Linked DNA regions of Homo sapiens: region 1 is linked to region 2. Evidence: read pairs that join two places in POLR2A ChIA-PET (ENCODE). Cell type or tissue: Caco-2. All regions are shown on one strand. Each heading gives the region's core, and the rest is flanking DNA. Links, peaks and the distances in the headings are about the cores only.

Evidence for each region. Peaks named below come from ENCODE experiments on the same cell type or tissue, not always from the same donor. Only the 100,000 strongest peaks of a DNase experiment are listed, where the experiment ranks them.
Region 1: POLR2A ChIA-PET joins it to region 2 with 6 read pairs; 2 of 35 experiments call an interaction of 5 or more read pairs at or near these places.

The regions. Positions count from the first base shown.
Region 1 is chr4:18,311,212-18,320,208 of GRCh38, forward strand. No RefSeq gene overlaps it. Among named protein-coding and RNA genes, the nearest start is that of LCORL, 290 kb to the left of the region's middle. In Caco-2, for the core only: no CTCF peak of the experiment used is centred there; no DNase peak of the experiment used is centred there.
Region 2 is chr4:18,383,550-18,392,546 of GRCh38, forward strand. No RefSeq gene overlaps it. Among named protein-coding and RNA genes, the nearest start is that of LCORL, 370 kb to the left of the region's middle. In Caco-2, for the core only: no CTCF peak of the experiment used is centred there; a DNase peak (open chromatin) is centred at 4,700.

The DNA.
Region 1 (8,997 bases), core at 470-8,469, 73 kb before region 2:
CACTCCAGCCTGGGTGACAGACAGACTCTGTTAAAAAAAAAAAAAAAAAAGAAAAAAAAAGAAAAAAAAAACTATAATGCATAACACAAAGTGTTACATTTTACTTTTTAAAAAAGTCTCATATATAGTTGTATTAGCCTATTTTCATTCCTGAGAGTGAGTAATTAATAAAGAAAAAGAGGTTTAATGAACTCCCAGTTCCAAATGGTTGGGGAGGCCTCACAATCATGGTGGAAAATGAACGAGGAGCAAAGGCATGTCTTACCTGGTGGCAGGCAAGAGAGTGTGTGTGGGGGAACTGGCCTTTATAAAACCATCAGATCTCATGAGACTTATTCACTAGCACAAGAATAGCGTGGGAGATCCCATCCCTATGATTCAATTATCTCCCACTGGGTCCCTCCCAGGACACTTGGGGATTATGGGAGCTACAATTCAAGATAAGATTTGGGTGGGGACACAGCCAAACCATATCTTTCCCCTATGGCCCCTCCAAAATCCTATGTCCTCATATTTCAAAACACAATCATGCCCTTCCAACAGTTCCCCAAAGCCTTAACTCATTTTAGCATTAACTCAAAAGTCCATAGTTCAAAGTCTGATCTGAGACAAGGCAAGTCCCTTCCACTTACGAACCTATAAAATCAAAAGCAAGTTAGTTACTTTCTAGACAATCGAGGTACAGTCATTGGGTAAATACAGTGATTCCAAATGGGAGATATTGGTCAAAACAAAGGCGCTACAGGCCCCGTGCAAATCCAGCGAGGCAGTTAAATCTTAAAGCTCCAAAATGATCTCCTTTGACCCCATGTCTCACTTTCAGGCCACACTGATGCAAGAGTTGGGTTCCCATGGTCTTAGGCAGCTCTGCCCCTATGGCTTTGCAAGGTACAGACCCCCTCCTGGCTGCTTTCATGGGCTGGCATTGAGTGTCTTTGGCTTTTCCAGGTGCACAGTGCAAACTGTCGATGGATCTACTATTCTGGGGTCTGGAGGATGATGGCCCTCTTCTCACAGCTCCACTAGGCAGTGTCCCAGTAGGGACTCTGTGTGAGGGTTTCCACCCCACATTTCCCTTCTGCACTGCCCTAGCAGAAGTTCTCCATAAAGGCTCTGCCCCTGCAGCACACCTCTGCCTGCACATCCAGGCATTTCCATACATCCTCTGAAATCTAGGCAGAGGTTCCCAAACCTTAATTCTTGACTTCTCTGCATCTTCAGGCCTAACACCATGTGGAAACCACCAAGGTTTGGGGCTTACATCCTCTGAAGCAACAGCCTGAGCTGTACATTGGCCCCTCTTAGCCACCGCTGAGACGCAGAGCACCAAGTCCTGGTACCGATTTACTGTATTAGTCTTAGTCCATTTCCATACTGCTATAAAGAAATACCCAAGACTGGGTAATTTATAAAGAAAAAGAAGTTTAATGGACTCACAGTTCCACATGGCTGGGGAGGCCACATAATCATGGCAGAAGGCAAAGGAGGAGCAAAGGCACATCTTACATGGCAGCAGTTAAGAAAGCGTGTGCAGGGGACCTGCCCTTTATAAAACCATCAGATCTTAAGAGGTTTATTCACTAACACGAGAACAGCATGGGAAAACCTGCCCGCATGATTCAATTACCTCCCACCAGGTAATTTGCATGTCCCTCCCAGGACACATGGGGATTATGGAAGCTACAATTCGAGAAGAGATTTGGGTGGGAACACAGCCAAACCATATCAATAGTTAAAATCTTAGATGTAGACTTAATATTTTTGAAGACAAAAAATATAAAATAAAAAAGTAGTTAAATATTTTTCTAGGATCTCTATCAATGCGTTTTACTTTTACATAGTGATTATCAATGTACACAATCCTTAAAGCTCTATTTTCATTCAGGGGTATATTTTCATAAAGCAAGGCTCACTTTTTTTGTTCGATGTTTCATTTCATAATTTGCATGATCGCTGGCTCTATTGAAACAGTTCATCTGGCTATAAAAGAGTCATTTTCTCCTTATTCATTGCTAATCTCCCCATATCCAAATTGTTTAAATAACTGGTTCTCCCCATTACATGAACATCTGAATCACCCTTGGAGATTATGAAAACAAAGAGGTTATTTTGTCTTATACCAGACTTACTGAATCAGAATCCATGGAGGGTCCCTGCTTGTGATTTTGAAAAAGCTCTTCAGGAGATTTTGATGATGGAAATGATTATATTGATCGAATGATATATACTGTGCAGATACAGCTAAGATCAGCTTCAGAACAAACCATTATCTTCTTTAGCTGATGTTTAAGTGCACACACACACACACACACAGAGTTTAATTGTCATGTAATTCTAACTGTGAAAGACATAGTCAGCTCTAGCATACCATATCTTGTTTTGCATATTCTCTGCTAGCCTTACAGGTTTATGCACCTCATATCTGTTAAACTAGATCATAAACTAAACAATTGGAAACTACCTTTTTGTTTCCTGTATATTGCCAGAGTACTCAAGTACTCAGTACAGGGCTAAGCACACAGTGGGGTCTACATTCATTCTTTTTCTTTTTCTTTTTTTTTCTTTGAGACAGTCTCATTCTGTCACCAGGCTGGTGCAGTGGTGCTATCATGGCTCACTGCAGCCTCAACCTCCAGGGCTGAAGCGATTCTCCCACCTCAGCCTCCTGAGTAGCTGGAATCATAGGCATGCACCACTATGCCTGGCTAATTTTTGTACTTTTTGCAGAGAGGGGTTTTCACCATAGTGCACAGGGTGGTCCTGAACTCCTGGGCTTAAGCATCTCTCCTCACCTTGGCCTCCCAAATAGCTGGGATTACAGACAGGAGCCACCGTGCCCCACCCATGTTTGTGTTTTCTTGCTCTTCAACCACCTTTTTCATGGAACCACTCTGTTGTCTTTTCCACTCCTGGCCTTCTAAATGGAGCCAACCTACCCATTCCTACTGGGAAGCAGGTGGTGAAACAGCTGCAGTCTCAGGTGTTTACTCAGGCTCAACTTAGCTTGCCCATGCAACCCTTCCTCTTTTGAGCTAATCTCCCATGATTCCTTCTCTTGGTTTCACAGTTCTTAGAGATTCATTCATTTATTAACTCATTCAGACCTTTAGACACAATTCCTTACATGTCTATGCCAGATACTGAAGATAGAATGGCAAATACCCTATCCTATCCGCCAGTGAGGATCTTGCTATCTGGTGATCATTCTGGGTAAGAGTTCTTTCTTCAGAGAAGGAAATCAGGCAGCCAGTCCTGGATGCTGCATTAGGGTAGAAGTATCTACTTTCCAAGTTACCAAGCCCTAGCTCACATTTTGTTTCTAAAATACTTGAAATTTTTGCCATAAAATGTAAGTACGTTTTTGTGCAACACGCATTGATTTATGCATTAATCTTGTTTCCCCAGCTAGGCTGTAAGCTCCTTGATGGGTCAAAAACAATGTTATTTGTATTCTCTGTAACAAACAAAGTAACATATAATGTGTGGATTTATTGATTTCTGTAAATAAGAGATGAAGTGGCTCTGAGACTTGGCTCATATTCCTGAAAGATTCGACTTGCCTTGTACTGCTCTACATATCCCACCTCCCTCTCTACTTCACTACATTCCAGGAGTCATCAATTTGATCCCTGTCTGTTAGCACCTGCTACTCTTTTGACTCCTTGACTTGCTCTGCAGGCATTCAACAAATCATCAGCTTTTTCTGCTCTTATATTCTGGCAGCAGAGCCCTTTGGAGAAAAGCCACATCATGATACAGATGGGGACTCCAACACACTCCTGGTCTCCATCTTCAGCCGGGAACTCGGCTCTGCTTGGCACACACTGCATGTTTTTTTTTTTTTTTTAATCTCTCATCAGTGTTTGCTCCTGTTCCCAGGGCAGCTCTTTCAGCTTGACACTTCTTTCCTGAGGTCCTCTTCTTACCCACCTTCTCCCTCTCTCTCTGATAATAAATATCACAGAGAGAATGGAGCTTTATGAATGTACACCTCATCTTCCTAGAAAACCTCATCCTCAATCTCTCCCTTTTGTGAGGAAGGAAGTCACATCTCACCTCTTCCATTTTCTCCTGCTGAAGGCCAGTCCCTTCACCTGTACCCTTGGTCCTCTCCTCTCTTGCCTTTTACAGGCTCATGCTCCATCCATTAATAAACTTCTGGCCTGACTCATCAACCCTCCTCTCTATTGGCTATTTCCCTTCAGCATAAATAAGATGCACTATTTTCCACCCTCAAAAATCAACATTGGTTCTCAGTATCCCTTCTATATTTCTCTTTCTGCAGGATGATAGATTAGAAGTTTTAACTGAGGCAAGCAGACAGATTTGAAATGTCAGCGTGAACTGTGAGACAGACCTAGAATGAGTTATGTGACTGCAACCAAGGTACAAAGATGGTACCAGTGGAAATGGGGAGGACTTCCACCAGATTTCTTCAAAAATTCAATATGTGCTTTCTGTAGTTGACCTGGTGTGGGGTGGTGGTGGGGTCAGTTTTAAGCATCAAAAAGAATGTATAATATCTCATATTAATTTTTATATTGGTTACACATTTAAATGATAAATTTTAGATATCTTGGGTTAAAAATGCATCATTAAAATTAATTTTACTTGTTTGTTTTTTACTTTTTTAATGTGGGTACTAGAAAATGTAAAACTAACCATGTAGCTCACATTTGTGGCTTGCATTTGTTGCTTGTATTTGTGGCTTGCATTCTGTTTCTATTGAACATTATGGATCTAGAGGGTAAGAAAGGCTGAGAGAAGGGGATCTCTTGTTGTACTCATATCAGTTTCTATTTCCAGAGTTTTTAAGCATACCTATACATAAGTGTTTCAGACATAGAGCCATACAGGAGAATGATCCTGGAGCTCCTTTGACTGCTACCTAAGAGGACCACCTGGCCAGGCCAAGATAGGATTCTGAAAGGCAGAATCAGAGTGGAGTGGACTCCTGAAAACCAGGGGTTTGTGGGGCAGCAGCCACAGGAGGAAGGAAGGAATTACCTACTTCATAGGAGTGGCCATAAGGGGGGCCCAGCAGAGGAACCACAAACACTCTAAGAGGAAGACTCCGCTTGAAAAATCTCCCAGACCCTACTAGTTTGAAGCTTGGTTACTGAAGTACCAGTCAAGAACTTTCTGGCCCCCTGAATAGCATCTAGTGAGTGGCCAAGGAGGTCAATGTGAACTGGCTGAGCATATTTCGATCTTCGCAGTTTGATTAAGGATTGTAAGGTTAAGGAAGTAGATCTGATCTCAGAGCAGTGGCTGTCTATGATTTTGCTGGCCCTGATCCCTGGTCAATTTGGCTTTGTTATGTAACAAACCACACCCAAAACACAGTAGCTTCAACTTCTGAATACCTCCACAAGACTGATTTGCTTTTCCAGCTTCCATAAATATTTAGTGAATAAGGTTGTTCCCATATCGTTAGATACATAAAGCTCTTGGCACTGTATCTTTATTATTGATTGAGTTATTATCTAGCAACTATTTGCTCTTCAATCCCCTTCTCTAAGGCACAGCAGCAGTTCTCAAATATTTTGGCCTTAGGGTATCTTTTACTCTTTAAAAATTATATATATATATATAATATATATGTGTGTATTAATGTATTATATACAAATCTAAATGTAATAGAAATTAAAACTGAAAAAATTTAAAAGTATGCATTCACTGAGATTCATTGACAAATAATAATTACATGTTAACGTAAATTTTTTTAGAAAAATAAAAATATTTTTCAAAATAAAAAATAATGAGAAGAATAACACTGTTTTATATTTTCAAATCTCCTTAGTGTTTAGCTTAACAGAAATCAACTGAATTCTAAGATCTCTCTCTACATTCAGTCTGTTGTGATATATTATTTTCTGCTTAAGTTTATGAAGAAAACCTGATCTCACACTGGTAAGTAGTTGGAAAAAAAAAGAGAGTATTTTAAATCCTTCTTTGATACTACACCAAAATGCCACTGTATACTCATGGGAGACTGAGGGTAAGCAAATATACACTTTAATACAATTATGAGAAAAATTTTGGCCACAGGGCCCACACTTTGGAAACCATGGGAGTAGAGGATACTTTCTTGTCTCACTGATTTGGTCAGCCAATAGAATGTGTGTGAAAACAGGCCTTAAATGTATCTGCTCAATTTGGCTTGGCTCTTACACTCTTGTGAGCTCCCATGAGCAAAGGAGGTGCTGGGCACTGGCTTGATGTGAGGAGAATGTGGAAATGTGGAGAAAATCTGAATCCAACCCTCAGACTGAAGCCTGGGTCCCAGAGTTCAGCTGAGCCCAGCTGTGTTGCAGTGGACAGATGACCTGTGAGCAAGAAATAAAGGTTAATAATTTGGAGGTGGTTTGTCATGCAGCATTAGTGCAGCAATACAATCTGGTACTTAAAAAAATAAAACCAACCAACCAACCAACAAACAAACATAAAAATCACAGGGTGGAGAATAGATTGGCTTCTCTTCTTTCCATGTCCAGATTATCATATATTTGTAAACTTTCTGGTTGCAAAGGGAAGAAATTAATCTACCACAATAATGATTGTGTTAATTCATCGAAGTCCTTTCCTTCTAGTTTGTTTTGACTTCCTTCTTCCTTTCTCCCCCTCCTCTTATCTTTCCTTTTTTCATTCTTTATGTCTTTTATCTTCTTTGACTACTGAACCTTTCAAATTTGTTGGGCACCAGGAATACAAAACAAATAGGATCAGCCTTCTGATTTGGAGGGGGAAATAGACTATAGACAAATAATGGAGCCCCATGTAAGGGGTCCTGCAGTAAGTTGCTTATAGAAGGTAGTTGTATACAGAAGGTAGAAAAAAGGGAAAGGTCACCTCTGGCTATTCCTCCTCAGAGTCACTGAACACTGAACACAGGGCCTTCCCTGTGCTAGGAGCTGAGGTGAACAAGGAGAGTTCCAGCCCTTGCTCTCTTCCTTCCAACTTTTTGGAGCACGGTAGTTCCCTTCTGTGAAGCCACCACACTCTTATTTTATTTTATTTTTTGGAGACAGAGTCTTGCTCTGTTGCCCAGGCTGGAGTGCAGTGGCAGGGTCATAGCTCACTGCAGCCTTGAAGTCCTGGGCTAAAGTGATCCTCCCACCCCAGCCTCCCGAGTAGCTGGGACTACAGGTAGTGCCACCACTCCCGACTAATTTTAAAAATATTTTTGTAGAGATGGGGTCTTGCTGTGTTGCCCAGGGTAGTCTCTAACTGCTGGTTTTAAACAGTCTTCCCACCTCGGCCTCCCAAATATTGGGATGACAGGCGTGAGCCACTGTGCCAGCCCAATCACACTCTTATCTCAGGGTTCTTCACACACTTTATTCCCTCTTCTGGAAATCTCTCTCTTCCTCTTCACATAGCTACCAACTTTGGGTCCCTTCCCTAGGAAGGACTTCTCTACATCTGGGAGTAAGTTAAATTCCTCTTCTAGTTTTATTCATAGCATTTGATCTATCTTTCACTGTAATGTTTATCATACTTGCATTACTAATTAAATGTCAATTTTTCCTGCTGGACAACTAGTCCAAACCAGCTTTCTCTGGGTTAATGCCCTGTCCCCAGCAACTAGGAAGTAGCTCAGCACAGAACACATAGAAGGGACTGTCAGTAAATATTAAGTGAATTGAACTGAAATGGCTCAGGCCTGTTATGTGTGTGAGATAATAGGCATGTGGGGAGGAGGCAGGGAAGAGAATGTACAGAAATTGCATCAACAATCAGTTCACTTCCTAAGTCCTTGAAGAAAATGCCTAAATTACTACCCAAGTTGATCCCTAAAGTTAGGGGAAAAAAAGAGAAATCCAATTTGGGTCTCCAAAGAGTTGAGCAGCACTGGGCACTGCCGAGAACTCCAACAGCTGGAAAATTCCACTCCGGAGCAGCTGGCCTTACGGATGGCTCATGACGCAGGCAGTGTTTGGCGATAACATTTCCTGGAATTGATGCGTTATCTGCAGCGTGTGCGGCTCAGCAAGCTTGCCTTATTCACAGGAATACAAAAGCCCGTGCAGCGCAGCGCTGCTTTTGTATCGAGCTCATCCTGGAAGGCGAGGCGGGAGGCTGCGCCCAGGGAGTTCTGCGCGCTCCGTTGGCGGCTCACGCAGGTGCTGGGGGAGCAGGAGCGGGGCCCTGCCTGCCCCAGCACCTTGTCTCGATTGTTATCGCGAGGGGTCACTGCTCTTGCCCTGTCCCCGCTATGCTGAAATCCTTTCATTCCTTCTCTTATTTGTTGGACCCAAACAATAACAATACTAAAAACTTTACGTCCTGGCAACCACTAGTCTTCCTGCAGCATCTATCCGACAAATTGAAAAGATTGTTCAGAATGAAAAGGAGTATTTTGCACATGCAACAAATCTTCCTATTTTCAATGAGTTTCCAGTCATCATGGCCACGTGGCCTTGTAGACTTCTATAGAATGTGGCATCACGCGATTGAATAGCTGCAGCCTTGCTAAGACAACAGGGCGGACAAACCTCTGTCTGTTTTTGTGTGGCAAGAACAGTTATTACACTTAAATGGCTGCAGAAAAATATCAAAAGAAAAATGGTATTTCTTCATGAGTGAAAGTTAGTTGAAATCAAATTTCAATGCCTATTCATAAAGTTTTGTGGGAACACAATCATGCCCATTTGTTGGGGGTATTGCTTATGGTCGCTTTCTTGCAGGGTTGAATATTTGGAACAGAGACAGTATGGCTGGCAAATCCTATGCTATTGATTGTCTTGCCCTTTACAGAAAAAAGTTTGCTGACCTCTGCACTAGAGGGATATGGATTTTTTAACTGGCTCAGCCTAAATTTACCAGAGACTTGTTCAAGGGCCCATCTTGTGTTTCCAATAGATTGAATTTATATTCACCCTCTGAGGAAAGATGTGTGGCTGTAGACGTCTCTGCTTGCTCCTGGGCTTTCCTTCTCCACCCTACTTTATATTATGGGGGTGTGTGTGTGATAATCACAGCCCAAAGGAAATG
Region 2 (8,997 bases), core at 667-8,666:
ACTTGATATATTTTCCTTTCTTCTTATTGACTGTTTAGAACTCAACTCCTAGAGTTTTCTGTTTCTCCTCATGAAGGATAAACTGCTACAGAAATTTCCCTCATGCCATAACCAGATGTAACTGAGAAAAGTATATGAACTAATAATTGCCAGGCATTGGACAATAGGCAATACAAGACTGTGATGCATAGGAGAAGGGAAATAGAAATGGTAAGCCCTATGATTGTCTCAGTTTACTCTTTAAAAGGAAAAATTGAAACAGGATCAGTGGCCTTACTGAGTTGAGGAGACAAAGGTTGTTGTTCAGAGTTAAAGAGGTAGCTAGAATTTGAGGGGCAGAGTACTGGAGAGGAGGGAGGGAGGGTAGGGTGTAGAGAGAAAGAGAGAGAGAACCTGAGACCTACAAAGTGGCTCCTCTAGTTTGACTGAGTACTAATATGTGCATGTGTGGGAGGAAAATGCCTGAGGAAAAAAAAAAATGAACCACTGGAAACTGATTGGCTGAAAAATTTCTGAAAGTCATACGGGGTTGAGAGTAATTTGTATTTCCACAAGTCATAACTTATTATTCTAGGGCATGTGGTAGAGTCTTCAGAAAGGTCATACCTTAATAGTGTAGTTAAGTTAGCCCCAGAATAAAGGCTGGTCTGGACCTGACATAACAAAACTTAAAGGCAAGTATTGTATGATTAAATTTCCTCTTCAAGTTACTTAGGTTGGGTGCTGTGGTAGGTTGAATAAAGGCTCCCAAATGTATCCATGTCCTGATCTTTAGAAACTGAATATTACTTTATGTTAAAAAAGAGACTTTGAAGATGTGATTATGTAAAGGAATGTGAGATAGGAAAATTATTCTGGATTATTTGGGTGATGCCTAAGAGGAATATTTTACTGTAGAAGAGGAGAAGGCAACATACTGATGAAGTAGAGATTGTACTGATGTGGCCACAAGCCAAGGAATTCTGGCAGCCATCAGAGGCTAGAAGAGGTAAGGAATGAACTCTCATCTGGTTTCTCCAGAAGGAACCAGGCTTGCTGACATCTTGACTTTAGCCTTGTAAGACTTATTTTGAACTTTGACCTCCAGGACCATGAAATAATAACATTTTATTGTTTTAACCATAAAATTTGTGGTGATTTGATATAGCACCAATAGAAAACTAATACAAAGACCAAAAGAAAATTCAGCAGTGTTTAAAGGAATAGTAATTAAAAAAAAAACCCAGAACTCAACGATGTAAGTCACAATGTCTAGCATCCAATTAAAAATTACTAGGTATAAAGAAACGTAAATATATGACCAATAGCCAGGAAAAAGTAAATCAATCAATAGAACATATCCCCCAAATCAGGGGATGATGAAATTAGTAGACAACAGCCATTATAAATCTTCTAAATATGTTCAATAATATAAAATTTTTGAAAGCTTGAATATGGTGAGGAGTAAAAGAGAGAAAATAGACACAAATGGAACTTTTAGAGATCAAAAATATATCTATAATGAAATACTCACTAGATGGGACAAACAGCAGATTAGATATTACAGAAGAAAATATCAGTGAATTTGAAGACATGAAAATAGAAACTACCTAAATTGAAGCAGAATGAGAAAAATGGGGAAAAAAGCTGTCCCACAGTGAGCTGTGGAAAAATATCAGGCAAATTAACGTACATGTAATTGGAGTCTCAGAAGAAAAGGAGGTCAGAAAAAATATTTGCAGAAATAGCAAAACGTTTTCCAAATTTGATTAAAACTATAAACCCATAGATCCAAGAAGCTCAAAAAACCCCAAGCAGAAAAAATATACTAAGAACCACACCAAGTTATATCAAAATGAAACTGCAGAAAATCATCAAGAAAGAGAAGAATCTTAAAGGCAGATAAGAAAAGATGACATATTACACCCAGAAGGACAAAGATAGGAATGACAGAACACTTCTTGTCAGAAATCATGCAGTGCTGAAAGAAAAAACTGTCAACTAGAATTCTATGCTTAGTGATAGCATCTTGAAAAATGAAGGCAAAATAATGACTATTTTCTGAACCTCAAAACCTGAGAAATAATTTATCACCAGCAGATCTGCACTATAAGAAATGTTAAAGAAATTCCTCAGGCAGAAGAAGAATGAATACAAATTGAAGTCTGTATCTACAGGAAGGAATAAAGAGTGCCAGAAATGGCAAATATGTGGGTAAATAGAAAATATCTTTTTTTGTTCTAGAATCTTTTAAAAAGATAATTAGCTATTTAAGAGAAACAAACAACCAACCAACCAAATTCCAACTTGAGCTACTTGGACATACATTATGAACACATTTCTGCAAAAGAAGGTGTTCCGGCTACCTTGGTTGAGAAGATGGATCCAGCTTGGTTAAGTACTGTGTAGAGCTGCTGTGTGAATTGCATGTGAGGAAATTAGCTCCTGTGCTTCCCAGATCCTCTGGATATTGGTGCCACACAATGGAGCCATCAGTGCCCAGAATATCTGGGCCAGGCTTCTCACTAAAAAGCTACTATCTATTACTGTTCAGTCTTGTTTCTGGACAAACAGTGTCCAGGGGGCATGGCTGGGACCCTATCTGTGGCAGGCATGGAGATGGTCATCAGGTTGAGAGAGAATAACGAGAAGTGATGCCCCAGTGGAGACCAGGCCTTTGTAGCTTGTCTAAAATGAAGTCACCAAAAGCCACACATGGCCAAGGCAGAGAGGAGCTGATAAGAGAAAAGGTTCAAAATACTTGTTAAATATTGAGAGGGCTTGGAATTAGTTCTGTTTGGAAGAGTAGGTAGCTATGGTGACTTTTTATTTGGTTTCTGTGGTTGCAACTTGGTGTCAGGAGAATTTAAAAGTATACCTTCTATTCTACAAAATGTAAATTAATTTATGGTGATGGAAAGAAAATCAGTGGTTGCCTGGGGATGGTAGTAGGTGGGCAGGGAAGGATCAGAGCAAGTCACTTCAAAGAGGTATGAGAAAACTAATTTTGGGGGAATAGACATGTTCATTATTATCCTGATTGTGGTGATCATTTCACAGATGTATACTGATATCAATACTTATCAAGTTGTATACTTTAAACATATGCAGTTTGTTGTTATTAATTATATCCCAATAAAGCTGTTTGCTTTCTTATTCAATTTTACTGAAGTAATTAATATTCTATCCCAGAGTTGGCTGTTTATGCTTTCATTTCATCTTCATGCAGGGTCCACTGTTCTGGAATTACACTTGGTATCATACTGAAAGTTGCAAGCATTCCAGATGGTGTAACTGACATGAGAGACAAATCAGTCATTCAATTTAGGGATGCCAGTGAGTTCCAAAAGGTGAGGGGAAGTTTGTTTTTCATTGCTTACATGTGGAAAGGCAGCATCTCAAGTCCAATTTTCTGGTCAGGTCTCTATCCAGAACTCTTTGGGTACTCACATCCTCATGTTCTCAGCATCCAGCTGGCCAGATCTCACCTCCCAGTCTCTACTCTTCATTGACCTAGAATGATATATGCAAATCACATGCAAATGAAGAACATTTACACATTTCATTATTTACCAGTTGAAGATGGAGCTGTTTAATTTTTGTTTGTTTGTTTTTTGTTTTTTGTTTGAGGCCGGATCTGTCTCTGTTGCACAGGCTGGAGGGTAGTGGTGCAATCTTGGCTCACTGTAACCTCTGCCTCCCAGGCTCAAGCTATCCTCCCACTTCAGCCTCCCTAGTATCTGGGACTACAGGCATGCACCACCATGTCAGGCTAATATATATTTATATATATATTTTTGTGTTTTTTTGTAGAGACGGGGTTTTGCCATGTTTCACAGGCTGATTTCGAACCCCTGAGCTCAATCAGTCTGCCCGCCTCTGCTTCCCAAAGTGCTGGGATTACAGGCATAAGCCACCATGCCTAGTCCTGTTTAATTTTTGACAAGACATTGCAATAATACACAATTTCCGAGTTGAACTTAAAATTCATTTGCCAGAATAATATCTTATTATTCAAGCATTCATTCTAACAAGGATAGGGTTTTTTTTTCTTTTTAATCCATATTGCTTAGTCCCTGCAGAATGTGAAACATTGAAAAAAGGTGGGGGCTTTTAAATCAGATAGGCTAAATTCAAATCTTTCACAGGCAAAATCTGTAATGGGGCATAAACTATTGAAATTTTCTTCCCTGTAATTTCCTTAAGTGTGAAATTAGATAATGATAGCTTTCTTGTAGGTGTTTTTGTTTGTTTTTGGTGAAGATTAGAGATGATATGTGTAAAGTGTCCAGCACAATGTCTGAATGGACGCAATAAACAATAGTGGACTGTTTGTAAACACAAGCACATTTCATGGCTTTTTGAAAATCAATTTCTAAAGGTAAAATTAGACTAGGAAATTTGATTCCTGTTTTTCCTCCTGCCCCCCACTCATTCCTAAATTCATACCTATTACAATTTCCTTAATTCTTTGTTGCTTGATGAGTGAAACATTAGTTTTAGCTTTCCTGAAGTTAGATTTTTCAGAGGGCGAATTCTTCCTCTGTTCTCCTCCTCCACTCCAAAGGTCTCATTTTCTTTTCCTTTGTTTCCAAGCTAAGACAAAAATCTTGGCTATGGGAAGTATTTATTGGGTGCCATTTAGACAAATATAAGAATGTGATTGAATACTCTCCATGACTGTCGGTTGAAACTAAACACGGAGTTGCCATGGATACTGGTTGCTTGGCCTCTGCTCCAACACATTAGAGCCTTTTTAGTTCAACAATGTGCAAACCACAGATGTTGCCATGCATTGTATTCATAATCAGCTTGGATCTCTTAGCAGAAGAATATCTTGAGTTTGTTTTAGCAGACAGGATCCACATTCTCAGATGGAAAACAAAATGCCCTGTGCCCTGCATGGTGTCTCCAGGTATAGGTGGCAACTTCTGCAGGCAGTTTTCATCTCTCCCTCTGCTTCATTTAACCTAGATATTCTTGTTTTGATATTTATTTGGAAGAAGAATCTCTATTGCACATTTTATAAAACACTACTAGGGCATCTGCTAGAACAATTATACATAGCTTTGGGTACAGAATTTAAAAGAAAGCATATTCAAAGAAGAAAGACTGCAAGAAAATCCCAGGTTCCATTTGAGAGCTGGAGTGGAGTCACAGCAGAGAGATCCCAGGTTGACACAGAAAGTTCTGTCTTTGCCACTCATTAGCTGTGTGTCCTTGGGCAAATTAAACAGCGTAAGCCATCGTTTCTTCATTCTACTGGCTCTTCTACTGGTAAGAACCCTTGCAATTACATTGAGCCCACCTGGATAATACAAGGTAATCTCTCTAAGGCTAGTTGATTAGCAAGTTTAATTCCATCTACAATGGTAATTCCTCTTTGCCATGTAACATACTCACATCTTCTGGGGATCTAAAGATGTATATGGACACCTCTCGGAGGGAAGAATTACTCTACAGTGCAAAGATGCAAAAGAAGTTTTGCTTTTTCTTGCTGCCCACAAATGCCTATATCTTGTTCATTAGTTCCTTTCCCACTGTTAGCAAAAGGGGCAATTCTAATGACCTATTTTAGATTTTCTCAGTCTCTTTTGATAAATGTTCAGTTGAATCCCACCCAGGGCTTTTTCTTCCTTCAGAGATTGATTCGTTTCTTTTCTTACTCTTGTTTGGTATCTGAGCATTTAAAAGCTTGAGTGATTTCATGATGGCATGGGCATGAGAACAGTTGTATGCCTCTCAGGGAGGCAGTGCTGAAGGATGTTGAAGAGCCCTTTCTTCTACCCTTTCTCTGTGCAAACACTCAACCCTGCTATATTTATTCTGCCCAGGCTGCCTAGCCTTACTGCAACTGTGAAGCGTTCTTCTCTCTTCTAATGCATACAATGTGTTAAAATAAATTCATACTATTAAGCATCAACCTGTAAAAAATGCTTCCAGAAATAATATGGTCTTATCAGGAAGACATTGAACCTAGAAATATTTTTTGCAAGAAATATTTTCCTTGCTCACTGCCATCCAGTTAGAGCTTGATGCCTAGAGTCCACAATTATAATCTTTTTTCCTTAAGCCTTCTCTAAAACACTGGATATTTCATGGATAAAACAATGATAAGATTTTTTGCCTTGTTGCTGCAGTAGAAAATTATGGAAAACTGGACAGGAAAAATTGCTTATTCTCCTAAATTTTTACAGGAAAAATTGCTTATTCTCCTAAATAAATATTTGAGGTTATTATAAAGAGAAGGGATATCTAATTCTTTCATCGAACTTAAGTGATCACAAACCTACTGGAAACAATATAACCCAAACATCTCTTTCCACACATTTTTGGTTGTCAAGAACAATTATAAGTAAGGGAGTTGCCTCAGTAGTATCGTGGAGCAATCTTATTTGATTTTTATTCCCTGTTTAGCTGCTTCGCTGTGAACAAGGCATCATTTATTGTTAGCTATAGGCATAACTCACTGTTGGAGGAGAGGTGAACATGAATATATTTGTAAGCCAGCCCTGGGTAAAATATGTGGTGAACAAAGCTTTCTGATTAGTGGCTCAGGTTCTTCTCTGGTCCCCACCAAGTGAAGAGACAATGGTAACATTTGAAGAAGAAAATGTTATTGTTGATTTCAGCACTGGGACAAAGAGGCAGTGATGGTGGTGGAGGTAGAGAGGGGAGGATGAAAACTAACCTTTCCTGAAGCATAATAGTATGATGTGTTAGGCTCTCTCACAAGTAGGCTTAGTTTATCCTCCCTACAACTCGGTGACGGTAGTAGTGCTATTATGGACATGGTGATAGTGACTGGCTGTTTCTCTTTTTTATACACCCAACATTCATTCCCTCGCAAGTTCTTATGATTTCTGTGCATTTCTAAATACACCCCTATAGTCAAAGTCACTATCAACTCTCACCTGGACCCCTGTGACAACTCTTCTAACAGCTCTCTCTGTCCCTCTGCTTCTATTCTTTACCCTTTCAATTTATTTACACATATTTAGAGACATTAGTTATATCATATCATGCCTTTAATTAAATTCCCCCAATGTCTTTTTAGAGAACTAAGAATAAAATATAACTCATCAGTCAGGAGAAGTTAAGTTCTTTAAAAACGTTTATCTTTCTCTTATGCTGCACATCAATTGTGGGTCTACTTGGGGGCTCTGGTCATCATTGACACTAAGGGACCTCGACTGATGGAGGCTCCATTTTGGCCTGTACTGCTGTGATCACTGAGGCAAAGCAAATAGATGAGGTGAATTCCATGCTGGCTATTTGAAAGCTTCTGCCTGGAAGTGACTCATTTCTTTGGTATCTCAACTTTGATTGGTCGAAGCAAGTAACATGACCTCACTTGCATTCAGCTGGGTACAGACAGCTATCATGTCACATTTCACTGAAAGAGAGAACTAAAAAATTGTGGACGGTCTCAATGACCACCACAGATACCCATTATCATAATTGACATGGTTTGGTTTTGCTTTGGTGCTCTCCATTTTTTGGATTTCAGCTCCTTTCATCATCCTTGCGATTATGGGTTGAGGTATTTTCACTAGCTGTTCCCTCTGCCTGGAATGCTCTTTCCTGCAGTTCTTGGCTTGACTAGCCAGACACAAAAGGCTATGTATTGTAGGAGTCCACCCATGTGAAATGTCCTGAAAAGGCAAATTTGTAGAAACAGAAAATACATGAATAGTTGCCAGGAATTGAGGTTAGGAGAGAATATGGAATGACTGCTAATGGGCACAAGGTTTCATTTTGGTATAATGACAAGGTTTTGGGATTAGACAGTGGTGATGGTTGCACAATTCATGAAAATACTAAAAACCACGGAATTGTACATTTTTTAAGGGTGAGTTCTTTTTAAGGTCCAGTGAATACTTTTATTGTATGCTTGGGAATTACAATGATCAAATCAAACAATGTGAAATTGTGTGCTCCTTTTGGTCTTTTCATTAAAAGGACTTGAAAAAATAATGATGCATCAGCACTTGTGTTATATATAATACAAATATTAAAAGTCCATTCAATGAGTTTGTAAATTAAAGCCAGAAGATGCTTACTTTACATTTTTAATAACCCCCACACATCTAATACCTCAAACCAAAACTAATTTGCAACAATGAAAATGGAATGTTTTCCTATCTAAACATGAAGAGTAATAATCATGCTATATTGGCATCCAGGTGAGATCTTTCCCTTATAAGGTGTCTGAAATAAGCACTTTTTTTTCTTTTCTTTTTTTTTTTTTTTAAGACAGAGGTTTGCTCTTGTTGCCCATGCTGCTCACTGCAACCTCCGCCCCACAGGTTCAAGTGATTCTCCTGCCTCAGCCTCCTGAGTAGCTGGGATTCCAGGCGCCTGCTACCATGCCCAGCTAATTTTTTGTATTTTCAGTAGAGATGGGGTTTTTCCAAGTTGGGCAGGCTGGTCTCAAACTCCTGACCTCAGGTGATCCACCTGCCTCGGCCTCCCAAAGTGCTGGGATTACAGGGGTGAGCCACCATGCCCAGCCATAAGTACTTTTTATTATGAAACTGTTGGCAGTGTTTGAATGAGTCTGGTGGGTTTCTATGTTCATGATTTTTACTTTTCCAAATTGTCATGAGGTCCCCTTCTGCTTGTCTCTAACCTCAGCCCCTATCAAGTATCCCTTCCTGCTCTGTGCTCCTGCGACCCTAGACTGTCAGTCCCTTTGACCTCCCAGCAGGTCTCTTGGGCAAGCCTTTTCAGAAGACTTTGCCTCCAGGCCCCTCATGACATGCAACTTCTTGTCTTTCAAAATCTAGTCCCCATGTCACCTCCTCAGTGAGGTCTTCGAAACTATACACAGTAATTGTTGTCCTCCCCTACCTCTGCTTCCTTGTCTCATTTTTTTTTCTTTCTTTCTTTATACCACGTATCACCATCTGCAGTGATCTTGCTCATTAGTTCATGGACTGATTTTCCATCTGCTCTCAACAGAATGTTTCAGAAGGCCAGAAGTTTTGCCTTTCTTACTCCTGTATCTCTGGAAGC